Linked DNA regions of Homo sapiens: region 1 is linked to region 2. Evidence: chromatin loops called from intact Hi-C (ENCODE). Cell type or tissue: B cell. All regions are shown on one strand. Each heading gives the region's core, and the rest is flanking DNA. Links, peaks and the distances in the headings are about the cores only.

Region 1 (2,919 bases), core at 136-2,635, 58 kb before region 2:
GTTGCTGTCATCATTTCCTACTTCCCTCAATTTGCAAAAACTACCAACTTCTTTCTTTTTTGTATTCAAAGTGCTAAGTTGCTGGATATTTTGCAGGTAGAGAGACATCAGACCACCATGAGCCCTCTAGAGAGCATGTTAACACAAGCAGCCCTGCAGGTGAGGGCTTTGAGCAAGCATGTAATGAGCATTCTAGGATTCCTCCCTAGATCATACACTTCCAGAGAGAGGCCTAAAATACAGACTTCCAGAGGACAGAGGTCTTTGCCTATTCAGTTCGCTGATTTATATATATATATATATATATATATATATATATATATATATATATATATCTCCTAGAAAAGTGCCCGGCAGATGGCAGGCCCTGAAAAAATATGTGTTGAATAAATACATATTTGCTGACTGAATGAATGCTTCTGGGGCAAAATGGCTCCAAAACCAGCCAGCCTCAGGCCGCCTGACCACCTTCTCTACCACTTACTCACTGTGGGGCTTCTTAAAAGTCACTTATCCTTCCTCTACTCTATTTCCTTTTCCCTAAAGAAGAGAGAATCCCACCAACTATGGGGATAGTCTTATGGATTAGGGGCTGTACCTGCAAAGCATGTGACGTGAAGAAGAAATCAGAGTGACTTGGCAGCCTTAGATACTGTGCTGAGGATCTGGAGTCGGGAGGATCTGGCCCACTCTCTGAGGAAAGAACTGTCATCTGATGCTGGTGACCTCAAAAGTGTAAAGTGTTGCTACAACCTTCAACCTCTTAGGGCAGAGAAGGAAGACTATGGATTCACAATTCTTGGCCCCAGCTGTAGTTTCTCAAGAAAGCTCATGCAATGAGCTCATGATCAGGTGCTTTTAATGAGACCTCCCGATCCTCCTAGGTGGTTTCCCTTGTGACAAATGATCCTGTCTGGCAAGACCCTATCTTTGTCATTGTGGACTTGTGCTCACAACCAGTTACCTAGGCATCCCATGCCTTCTCACTTCCTCCTCCCTCTCTCTCTCTCTCTTTCCAGGTTCAGTGATTCAAGGCCTAAACTACCAAGATGCATCTTACTTATCCTCAGTGGGGATTGCTGCACTAAGTTATAGATTCTGAATTTGTGAAGCAATTTGGTCAAGTTTATACTTTCTATTTTTGGCTAGGAGTGGGAGGGGCAACTGTATGCCAATAGGCTATCTCAATTCTAGAAACATCCCCTCTTGCAAGATGAAATTATCCCCACTATATCAACATTCACAGCCTGTTTGCACTGGTATGGCTTTGATAGAACTTGTATCAGTATAAATATTACTTTAGCTTTTAACTGCTAATTATATCAACATAAACTTAATTTATAGTGATAATCACCGTCATAATGTGCTGCTGCCAAACATCCCCACTGATGCTTTGAGGCATCGTGTAAACTCAGCCATTAGCAATCATGTAAATGTTCCCATTACTCATTATGATACTGGCTAAAGAACTTCTCTAATTGACTTCTTCCCAAAGTCCATAATAAGCAAGAACAACAGAAGACCAGAGAGTGTTGATCAATTTATGACAACCATCTTGTTTCTTACAATAGCCCATGCTGATAAATATAAAGTTGCAAAAGAGGACCTCAGAATAGCATGAACAGATTCTCAATTCCACATTTAGTTTCGGTCACGTCAATCGAATCACAACACTATCACTCAGACAAATGCCAAGTAACACTTAGTTTGTATAGCGTGCCACTTCCATCTCCCTATGTCAGCATGAAAAAAAAAGGGGTGTTTGCATCTTGTAAATTCATATTGCTTTTTAATTCAAGAGATTCAAAGTGCTTTACTTTTTTCAATTATTGCTCCTTTTTCTGCGGTAGTTTAGCGGATATTTGTTGTTTATACCACTCACTCTCCACTCTCCCATCTAGAGGCAGCAGTGCCCTAATATTATTGGGCGTATATCCACCAACTCTTAGTCTATATTGTTTTCATTCAGCCAACTCCATCCCCCAGGCTTGAGAGTGAAGCATGTAATCTAAGATAATCCAATCACCACACTCTACCTGCCGCCTGTCCACAGTGATTTGTTCATGAGTGTGCATGTGACCCAAAGTCTGGCCCATCAAGGTTAATGAGATTCAAGTCTAGGAATCACAAATTTCTGTTTCTCCATTGGGTATGAGGCTCAGAGAAAGGCACTATGGGGCTGCAGTCCCAACCCTGATGAGGAGAGTAGAGCTAAACCCAGGGTAGTAGAGAAACAAGCCATCATGATATCTAAGCTTCTAAATCACAGTGCATCTGAAACCAGCCCCTTTCCTGGACTTTTCAATTATATGTGTGTCAAAAATCCCATTTTACTTAACCCAGTTGTGCTGTTTACTGTCACTCACAACCAAAATAATCCTAATTGATACAGGCAACCAGCAGACTTTGGGTATGATTACGTCTGTTTCTAAGATAAAGAAATGTGAGCAAAAAGAAATGATCTCCAGTCAGTAAAAGAGCTGTGTGAATTAAATACAGAGGCTGAAGATACCAAATATTCTAAAACTAAAGTGCCCTATAAATACATGAGTTTTAATAAAACTTAAAACTCAAAAGCCAGAGTTTCTGATCACATCCAGTCTCAAATATTTCTGATTCTTCAATTGATTCAGCGCCAGAGAAACCAAATCTCCCAGTAGGCCAACAGAAGCTTCAGGAAAGTAGCAGGGAATTCAGGGTGAGGCGAAAAGGGGAGGTATAGGGAGTCTATGAAATGACCAATTTCAAATTCAGAAAAGCTGGCAAGAGTCTAAAGTAAAATCTAAGAAGCTAGATCTGTAAGAATCTCTGATACTTGTGAAATCTAGTTTACTGTGCACAGCTGAGTAAGTAAGTGTGAGGAAAATCAAATCCTGGGGGCTTGGAAAATGCCATTTTTCTTCTCTGCACCCATAGTCC
Region 2 (2,919 bases), core at 293-2,792:
CAAGTAAGCCCTTAGTTTTTAGTCTCCCTGTAAAAACTGTACATGTTCTGGCTCTGATGCCTTAAAACAAAAATAAAACAACGCAGAAGTCCTTTTCCCTGACACATGGTGAACATAACTCAGTAACACCACCTTATCTGGTGATCTCTGTTACTCAGTTTCATTCGGGAGCTGTGAAGTCACCTGGAACAATGTTTGGTGTACACTGTATAGGAATCCCATGGGCAGCTGTAGCGGGGAATATGGAAGAGAAGCAGTCCCAGTCATGCCTTGTAAGACACGACCTTACCTGTGGGCTTCAGGGCTGCAGAGCAGCTTCCATGCACACTGTCACACATGATGCCCAAAACACCATGATACACGAAACACGTATCATTAACTGCATCTTATTGATGAGAAAGGTAACACCTGGAGAGCTTCTACATTGCCAAAAGCTCACAACAAACACTGTAGAAGAAAAATTCAGGTTTTCTGACTCTTAGAGCAATCTTTTCATTTACCTCACCAAGCTGCTCTTGGAAACAAAGCAGTGGGGAAAGAGGCGTGATGGGGATGATAGCGCCCAAATGGGAATTTTTGCAGCACTAGGTAGGGACAGAGAGTCTAGACAACCACCAGCTCCCACCTCCTCCCCAGTCTATCTGGGAAACTTCCCTCCCTCATCTGCCCATCCATCTATTATAGATAGCCATCCATCCATCTCATTTTAAAGATGAAGAAACGGGCCCAGAGAGGTCAAATATCTTGCCCAGGATCACACAGCTGGTTAATAGCAGAGTCAGGACTAAAACTAACCTGAGCTCAATCAATTTTTTTTTTTTTTTTTTTGAGATGGAGTCTTTCTCTGTCGCCCAGGCTGGAGTGTAGCGGCGCAATATCAGCTCACTGCAACCTCCGCCTCCCGGGTTGAAGTGATTCTCCTGCCTCAGCTTCCTGAGCAGGTGGGATTACAGGCGGCCACCACTATGCCCAGCTAATTTTTGTATTTTTAGTAGAGACGGGGTTTCATCATGTTGGCCAGACTAGTCTTGAACTCCTGACCTCAGGTAACCCACAGCCTCGGCCTCCCAAAGTGCTGGGATTGCAGGCATGAGCCACTGCACCCGGCCAAATTCAAGTCTTCTGATGCTCAGTATTGACTATATACTGGGCCAATTCAAGAGAATGGCAGTATGATCTTTGGGTAAATTTGCTAATGTACTTTTTCCTTGTGTTTTCTGTTACCCGTGTCCCTCCCCTTTATTCTAGAAGTAGCTCGATATGTCATGCTTATCGCCTGAGTGAAGGAGGAAGATGCAAGAACAAAGTCACCCGAGAGGGTACGTGGGGTGTTAAATTTAAGTTTAGCTTAAAGATGCCTCCTTACATATTTTAAGTTCAGCCTAAAGGTTTCTTCATGCACAGTGAACTGTAACCTACCCGAATGTGTAAACAGACTGTAACCTACTCTCATGCCAATCGCTGAGTTTCTCGGCCAATCACAGGTGGCCAAATGCTCAAACCCTTTTCAAATAAGGCGCACACCGAGGTGTAACCAATCCAGCTGTTTATGTATCTCACTTCCATTTTCTGTACATCACTTTGCTTTCGCTTTCTACAAGTCTTTTTCAACCAGGCCTAGAGCCTCTCTGAACCTATTGTGGTTTGGGGGCTGCCCAATTCACAAATCATTCGTTGCTCAATTGAAGTTTGTTAAACTTAATTTGTCTGCCAGGCACATATTTTTGCAGGGGACAGGGAAATGTCCATATAGACAGTTTGGGTCACCTCAAATCAGCATGTCTGCAGCACCAGTATGGCGGTCCCATCCCATAGAATTCTGAGAAATAAATTCTGCTTCATCCAGTGGGAGGAATCTGCTTGCAGTCCACCCTTCTAGAACCAAAGCCCAGCACTGGGGCCTTGGACGACCCTATAGGTGCGAGGTCTGGGCCCTTCAAGTATCTGATAGACCCCGGCAGTAAAGAGTCAGACAGGGCCGGGCGCGGCAGCTCACACCTATAATCCCAGCACTTTGGGAAGCCGAGGCGGGCAGATTGCCTGAGCTCAGGAGTTTAAGACCAGCCTGGGCAACATGGTGAAACCCTGTCTCTACTAAAATACAAAAAATTAGCTGGGCGTGGCGGTGTGTGCCTGTAGTCCCAGCTACTCGGGAGACTGGGGCAGGAGAATTGCTTGAACCCAAAAGGCGGAGGTCGCAGTGAGCCGAGATTGTGCCACTGTACTCCAGCCTGGGCAACAGAGCGAGACTCTCTCCAAGAAAAAAAAAAGAATCAGATATTTCCCCAGAAAGGAAAAATGGGCCTATGGATGCTTCAAGCACCTGAAGAGGACTTAGAAATGTTCACAGAAAATACTTCAAAGTGCAGGGTCTCCCAAGGGTTAAGGCCTGGTGCAGGAGTCCTGTTCATCCAGGCCTCGGGGCAATACTGCACCAGATCAAAGAGGGGGAAGAAAGTCAATATGATCTTGGGGACTCAAAGCATAAAATGTATATGATGATATAAATGTAAGGTTTCCCCACCCTGGGACTGGATAGATTCCCTGGGTCTGAAAGTGAGGGAGAGGAGCATGGGAAGGGAGGGAGGGAAGACTGAGATGCTCCTGGCTCTTGAGTTTTGTAGGAAAGAGAAGAAGGAATAATACCGTGAGTGCAGAGAGGATCACCCTCCTGGGCCTAGGGAAAGCCTTGAGGGGTAGTAAGGCCCACCCACCCCCTACCTGTTTTCACCACCCCCTACCTGTTTTCACCATGCCTGGCAAGGTCAGGTACAGAGGAAATGTCGTGAGGTGTGTCTGGGGGGGCAGGCTGGAGGCAGCCTCTCAGAAGCTCTCTCCCCTAGGGTGTGCTGGGCCAGTGATGTGTTTTCTGTGCTCCCAAGAGGGTGCAGGCATGGCAGAGAGAAAGAGAGAGGAGAG

Evidence for each region. A loop is a pair of places that touch in the nucleus more often than their neighbours do. Peaks named below come from ENCODE experiments on the same cell type or tissue, not always from the same donor. Only the 100,000 strongest peaks of a DNase experiment are listed, where the experiment ranks them.
Region 1: it touches region 2 in a loop (2.2-fold over the local background); 1 of 110 quality-filtered maps calls a loop at or near these places.

The regions. Positions count from the first base shown.
Region 1 is chr6:14,311,386-14,314,304 of GRCh38, reverse strand. No RefSeq gene overlaps it. Among named protein-coding and RNA genes, the nearest start is that of LINC01108, 27 kb to the right of the region's middle. In B cell, for the core only: no CTCF peak of the experiment used is centred there; DNase peaks (open chromatin) are centred at 924 and 1,624; H3K27ac peaks cover 2,282 bases.
Region 2 is chr6:14,253,322-14,256,240 of GRCh38, reverse strand. No RefSeq gene overlaps it. Among named protein-coding and RNA genes, the nearest start is that of LINC01108, 31 kb to the left of the region's middle. In B cell, for the core only: no CTCF peak of the experiment used is centred there; a DNase peak (open chromatin) is centred at 1,450; H3K4me3 peaks cover 733 bases; H3K27ac peaks cover 1,883 bases.